2 separate regions of the Homo sapiens genome follow, and region 2 is linked to region 1. The links are chromatin contacts, found by Hi-C or POLR2A ChIA-PET in ENCODE. All regions are on one chromosome and are shown on one strand. Each heading gives the region's core, a stretch centred on a gene start or an enhancer-like site at or near the end of the contact. The rest is flanking DNA. Distances are from core to core; before and after follow the strand shown. Region 1 overlaps JMJD1C (jumonji domain containing 1C). Region 2 has its middle 5.6 kb from the start of REEP3.

Region 1 (3,171 bases), core at 59-2,558:
ACTACTACCTAAAGACAGGGTTCTAGTAATTCCTCCTTAGTTGCATCATCAACTTAATCCTATCTCTGAATTGTTTTCATCAACATACAAATATGGTATATTGTCTTCCATTTTACAAAATCTTATCTTCCTCCTAAAGCTCTGCTCCATTTCTCTTTTTCCCAAATGCCTTGTCAATAATCTCTGTCTCCAATCTACTACCTCCAGTTCTCTAGTAAACTCACTTTATCAGGCTTTTGTTCCCACTATTACACTGAAACTGCTGATCAAGGTTACCAATGACTCATTAGCTAAAACTGAATTGTAGATTCTCAGCCTTTATCTTACTTCACTAAGCAGCATTTGACACAACCAGTAATCCCTCCTCTTCGAAACACTTTTTCCACTAAGCTTTCTGAACATCACTTCTGGATTTCATACCTCCCTGTCCCTTCTTTCTCATATATCTAATCTTTAAAAACTGCTCCAGGGTTTAACACTTAGGTATGTTCTATATTCACTCTCTACATCAACTCATTCAGTCTGATAGCTTTAAATGCCATTTATATACTGACTACTCCCAGATTCTCCAGCCTAGACCTCTCCCTTTAACTAACAAACATGATACTTTAAGTAACTGCCTGTCTAAATAAGCATCTCAAATTTAACACATCTAAAAGACAGATTCCCAATCCCCAGTATTATTACCGCTATCACCACCACTCTCCAAAATGTCTGCTCCTCCAGTCAATTCTCATCTGAAAAAAAATGGTAACTCTATGTTTTGCAGGAGCCAAAACCTTAGAACCCATCTTAAACCCTGTCTCTCACATCAGATGCAATTCAGCAACCCACTCTTATCAATTCTGTGTTGGAAATAAATATGAATCTGAGCATTTTTCACCACCTCTACCATTGCTATCACCATGATCTAATGCTACCACAGAATCGTTACAATTGCCTCCTAACCGCTCTCCCTGCATCTGCCTCACCCCACACCCCAAGAGTCTACTATCAACAAAGAAAGTAGAGGGATCCTTTTAAAACCACCTCGTTCATGCCTTCCCATCTCATCCAGAATGAAAGCTTAATCCTTAAAATGTTCTATAAGGTCCTTCACAAACTATCCCCTGCCATCCTGTTCCCCTTCTGATCTTTTCCTTCTCCTCTCCCACTTTTCACTGCTCTCTGACCATACCACATTCACTGCTCCTCAAATACGCTAGGCTCATTCCCAATCTCAGGGGCTGTGTATTTTGCTCTTCCTTAGGCCTGGTACTTACTCCAGACATCTACGTGACTAGCTTCCTTGTTTCCTTCAGGTCTTCACTCAAAAGTCACCTACTCGGAGAGGCATTCTCTGGCTCCCTTATCTAAAATGTCACCTCCGCCCCCTCAACATTCATGCTTTTATTTTCTTTCCTGGTACTTTATCTTACATACCATTCATCATACTCATTTATCTTCTTATCTTTTGTCTCTCCTTCCATAAACTGATTTCCATAAGGGCAGCAATTTGATCCACTTCCTTTCACAACTTTATTCCCAGTGCCTGATATGTACAAGGCATGCAATAAGTATCTGCTGAATGGATAAATCTAGGATTGCCCCCTCATACTTCAATCTTTAACTGCTATCCAACACCTGTCAAAGACTAAATAACACTGATATTTGAAGATGCTTGTGTGAAAACGGTCTTCAAATACCACAGGATAAAGTATTAATGCCCATTAGTACATACTCAAAATTCTATCATTTTATAAAGCTGTATTTTTAGACCTCAGTAGCTTTCTTCTCTGTAGAAACAACAGTAAGTTATTGTGTAATGTTCTGTTCCTGGCTTTCACTGAGAATTATTATTTTTTAACAGCCACATGAAGAACCTCCACGCAAACCACAAAACTATTATAAACATCACTATTAATTACAACATTTAATATTACTTAAAGAGAAATGCGTTCTTTTTAAACTCAGCCAGGAAAAACAATCTCTTAAAAATTTATTTATTTCATTACTTACCAAATATATCCCTGACTCTCAACAACTCCACACAAGTAACAAATTTCAGAATTAAACACTTACCATTTGTTCATACATTTAAGTTGAGGAGGATATTTCTATTGAACCACCTCAGTTTACACGGATGGTTTTTAAGGCCTTATTTCTATTTTATCAATCTTATTCATAGTTATCCTTAACAAAAGTCACCTCAAATTATTTTATTTAGGTAAATAATTGAAAAACAGACCGTATAATTCTCTAATACTATCATATATAAAAACAACATGTAGATCATAAAAAAGTCACTTATATGTCATGAAGTCACTTCACTGACATATATACTGCAGTCCTTCTAGTCTACAGTTTATTTTTTTAAGTAATTTGACATAACAAAGTTAACTAGGAACTTATTTCTCTATCAGCTACAAGGATGACAATACCTACCAATTAGAGAACAGTGCGTATGCAGCAAGGGAATGAGATACAATGATGCCTAAGGTGACAGTGAGATATGAAAGCAACCTTAATCTACAGACAGTGTAAAGACACTGAGAAACATAGGCACATTACAGAAAACTAACCAGGATTACTGATGGATATTTTTTCAGTAACTATTGCCCACTTTGGGAGGCCAAGGTGGGCGGATCACCTGAGGTGAAGAGTTTGAGATCAGCCTGACCAACATAGTGAAACCCCATCTCCACTAAAAATACAAAAATTAGCTAAGCATGGTGGCAGGCGACTTTAATCTCAGCTACTCAGGAGGCTGAGGCAGGAGAATCGCTTGAACCTGGGAGATGGAGGTTGCAGTGAGCCAAGACTGCACCACTGCACTCCAGCTTGGGTGACAAGAGCAACACTCTGTCTCAAAAGAAAAAAAAAAAAAATATATATATATAGAGAGAGAGAGAGAGAGAGAGAGCGCAAGCGTGCGAGCACACGAAGGAGAGTCGATTAAGGAAGTATTACTCAAATCAATAAGAAAATTCTGCAATTTCAGTAAACATCCAGACATTCACATCTGCCTTTATAATACCTCAAATGATTCTAATTACATTGTTTTTCATTCAGAAGTTTCTAATCAACAAAATTCAAACACATTCTCTGAGCATCCACCAAATAATGGTAGCCTTTATAAAAAGTTTCTATGATCTACCTCTTAGAACCCCAGGAGACAACTGAGTCTCAGAA
Region 2 (2,985 bases), core at 29-2,528, 77 kb after region 1:
GGTATACAACCAAAAGAAAAACCATTGTACCAAAAAGACACATGCACTCACATATTGATCACAGCACTATTCACAATAGCAAACACATGGAATTAACCTAGGTGCCCATCAACAGGATTGGATAAAGAAAATGTAGTACACACACACACCATGGAATACTATGCAGACATAACAAAGAATGAAATCATGTCCTTTTGCAGCAACATGGATGGAGTTGGAGGTCATTATCCTAAGCAAATTAAGGTAGGAACAGAAAACCAAATACTGCATGCCCTAACTTATAAGTGGGAGCTAAACACTGGGTACTCACTGACATAATGATGGCAACAATAGACACTGGAGACTACTAGAGGAGGGAGGGAGGGGGTGGAAGGGATGAAAAACTGTGGGATACTAAGGTCAGTACCTGGGTGACGGGACCATTCAGACCCCAAACCTCAGCATCATGCAACATACCTAGGTAACAGACCACACACATGTACCCCAGAATCTAAAATAAAAGCTTAAAAAAAAAGTAAAAATACGTAAAAAAATTTCTGGTCTGATATTTCCAACATTCCTGCCATATTTAGCTATGGTTCTGATGTTTGGTTTGGTCTCCTCAAACTACAGTTTTTGCCTTTTAGTATGCCTGTAATTTTTTGTTAAAGGTGGACATAATAATACTAAGTATTTTTTTTTTTAAAGCCTACAGTAAACAGGTGTTTTGTAATGCAGTACTAGGGTGATGGGGGAGGAGAAGCATTCTATAGGCCTAGGATTAGGTCTCAGTCCTCTGGTGAGCCCGTGCCTCTAGACTGTGACCTTCCACCAGCATTTCTCAGGTTTTTTCCTCCCTTCAAATGGAACAGGGTGGCTGGAGAGGGCTGAAGTTATTTCCCTTCCCACAACTGGAAGTCTAGAGGGAGGTGGAGTTAGGAATTTCCTTTTCTCCATGTGGAGGGCTAGAGTTGACTGGAGCTGCATTTTTCCCATTCCCCAGTTAGGTTTGGTTCTAAGAGAAATAATTTCTCCTGAGGGCAGGCCTTGTTAAGAACAGAATACCTTGGTGTATTTCAAAATGTTTCACTTCTCCCTTCTCCAGCTGACAGCGTAAGAGGATTTTTCTCAAATATTTACTGTGAGGACCTGGTAGAGCTCCAGGAAGTAAATCTCACAAAACTACGGGGGCTTCCTTAGGACTGGCTCTCCCTGGAGCTTTTAGGTCTCAGACTTGTCCACACTGAGCCTCCAGCAACTCCTCAATTACAGCTCAGATTTTCCTACCCGGGTACTGGTTCCCTCAGGGGTTTCTGATCCTCGGTTTCTGCTTCAGTAGTTGTGATTCTCTGTATCCAGCTGTCTGTCTCTCCAGTTTTGGAGGATGTGGTTTGCCCTGTGACTTCACTTATCTGAGGAATCTAAGAAGTGTTGTCTATTCTTCATTTTGTTCAGTTATTTATTTGTTGTCAGGACCAAGTGGCAATTACTGAGCTCCTTACATGCTACACTGGAAATTGGAAGTCTTCAGAGATTACTTCTTAATAGTTTTTAAGAGTGCTTTGTATATGAAGATATATACCCAAAAATCAGACAAAAAACCCTCTGTCAGGTTTTACAAATTTTTTCCTAGTTTGTCATCTGTCTTTTAATCTTGTTTATATTGGTTTTGGAGGCACAGGAGTTTCAATTCTTGTATACTCAAATCTATGATTATGGTTTCTGATTTTACGACAGAAAGGTCCTCCTGCTATCAAGAATATAATACCTTTATCTATTTTTTTGTACTTTTATGGTACTTTCAGTTTTTCCATTTCCTACCTATCAGAATTTTTTTTCTTCAGTTTTTATTAAATGGCTGGCTGGTTGTCACATCGTTTACTGAATAATTCCATCGTGTTCCAAAAACCATAAAATGCTGTCTTTATCTTAGACTAAATATCTATTAATAATTGGGTATGTTTCTGGACTTTGAGGGAAAAAAAAAAAAAAACCTGGGAACAGAGACTGCCTGTGAAATGAACTGAGTAGCTGGAAACAGGGAAGAAAAAAAGACTAATTTTTCACTGTTCCCTTTTAAATTTATTCCACGTGCTTTGAATTATCACTCAAGACATCAACAGAAATCTGTTGAAATTCTGCTTACTAGACATGATGTCATTATCAAATATTTCAGATTTGGCAAATTATACCACAACCCCATATGCACCTGAATACCTGAAATCATAAGTCTATCTTGAGCTTAAAACCCTGATTTAATCTATTCTATTTTAAATAAATAGTAAAAGTACCTCAATTATCTTAAACTAGATGTTTCTCTGCCACTTAACATGGTCAAACACAAAACCATATTTTACCATGAAGGAAAAACAAAAGCTTCTGTCTAAATCCTTAATTGTTATAGTTAAGGCTACTACTGGAAATGTGTAAGAATCTCAGATAATGTCAATTTCTTACTGTGTGTGCTTCCCAGATCCAGCCATCACAGATGTATTTTACTTTTTGTGTTGTCAGCTAGTCACCATCTTTTTCTACCAATACCTATAGTGAATACTTAATCAGAACCTAATCTTTTTATTCTATTGCTATCTGATCATTGTATTTTCAGTATCATTTCATTATCATTCAATCTCTGAAGCCAAACTGAACCTCTGTTGTAACCATAATTCCATAAGCGACTGCCTGAGAGAAAAGAGGTATCCATCTAGCAGCAGACAGAAAAAGAACAGCTTTCTTCTGTTATGTCAGTCTTCTTAAGATCCTCTCTCTCCCCCTATTTTCTAAACAACTATGAAAGACAGACTCATTTAGTAATTTTAGCCTTTCTCCAAATAAATATATTTTTTAGCCACTGAAAATGCTCTCTTAATAGAAATGCGAAGGTGACCTAGTATTCAGTCTCATTAGCATTCTCATTAATAATTACAGCGATCAGACATTATCTTTGTACCCTCTAATTCTGCTCTCACTACCTGCTCTCCTAGGTACTTTCTTAGTCTCTGTTGC

The links. A loop is a pair of places that touch in the nucleus more often than their neighbours do. ChIA-PET counts read pairs that join two places held with the same protein, here RNA polymerase II (POLR2A). Pooled maps may share reads with other maps.
Region 2: a pooled map shows a loop between it and region 1 (2.4-fold over the local background). The contact joins two enhancer-like sites. A Hi-C loop is called at or near these places in 1 of 168 maps with a recorded cell type or tissue (PC-9), 1 of 37 single-sample maps with no recorded cell type and 7 of 50 pooled maps. POLR2A ChIA-PET finds 5 or more read pairs at or near these places in 9 of 52 experiments (AG04449, AG04450, CD4-positive, alpha-beta T cell and 5 more).

The regions. Positions count from the first base shown.
Region 1 is chr10:63,437,488-63,440,658 of GRCh38, forward strand. The region is part of intron 1 of JMJD1C (jumonji domain containing 1C); the gene reads right to left. Among named protein-coding and RNA genes, the nearest start is that of JMJD1C-AS2, 8.5 kb to the left of the region's middle. Within about 2 kb of position 1,309, at least 2 of the 41 ENCODE cell types and tissues checked have a DNase peak (open chromatin) inside an H3K27ac peak, as active enhancers do.
Region 2 is chr10:63,514,278-63,517,262 of GRCh38, forward strand. It overlaps a transcript of JMJD1C not described here. Among named protein-coding and RNA genes, the nearest start is that of REEP3, 5.6 kb to the right of the region's middle. Within about 2 kb of position 1,279, at least 3 of the 41 ENCODE cell types and tissues checked have a DNase peak (open chromatin) inside an H3K27ac peak, as active enhancers do.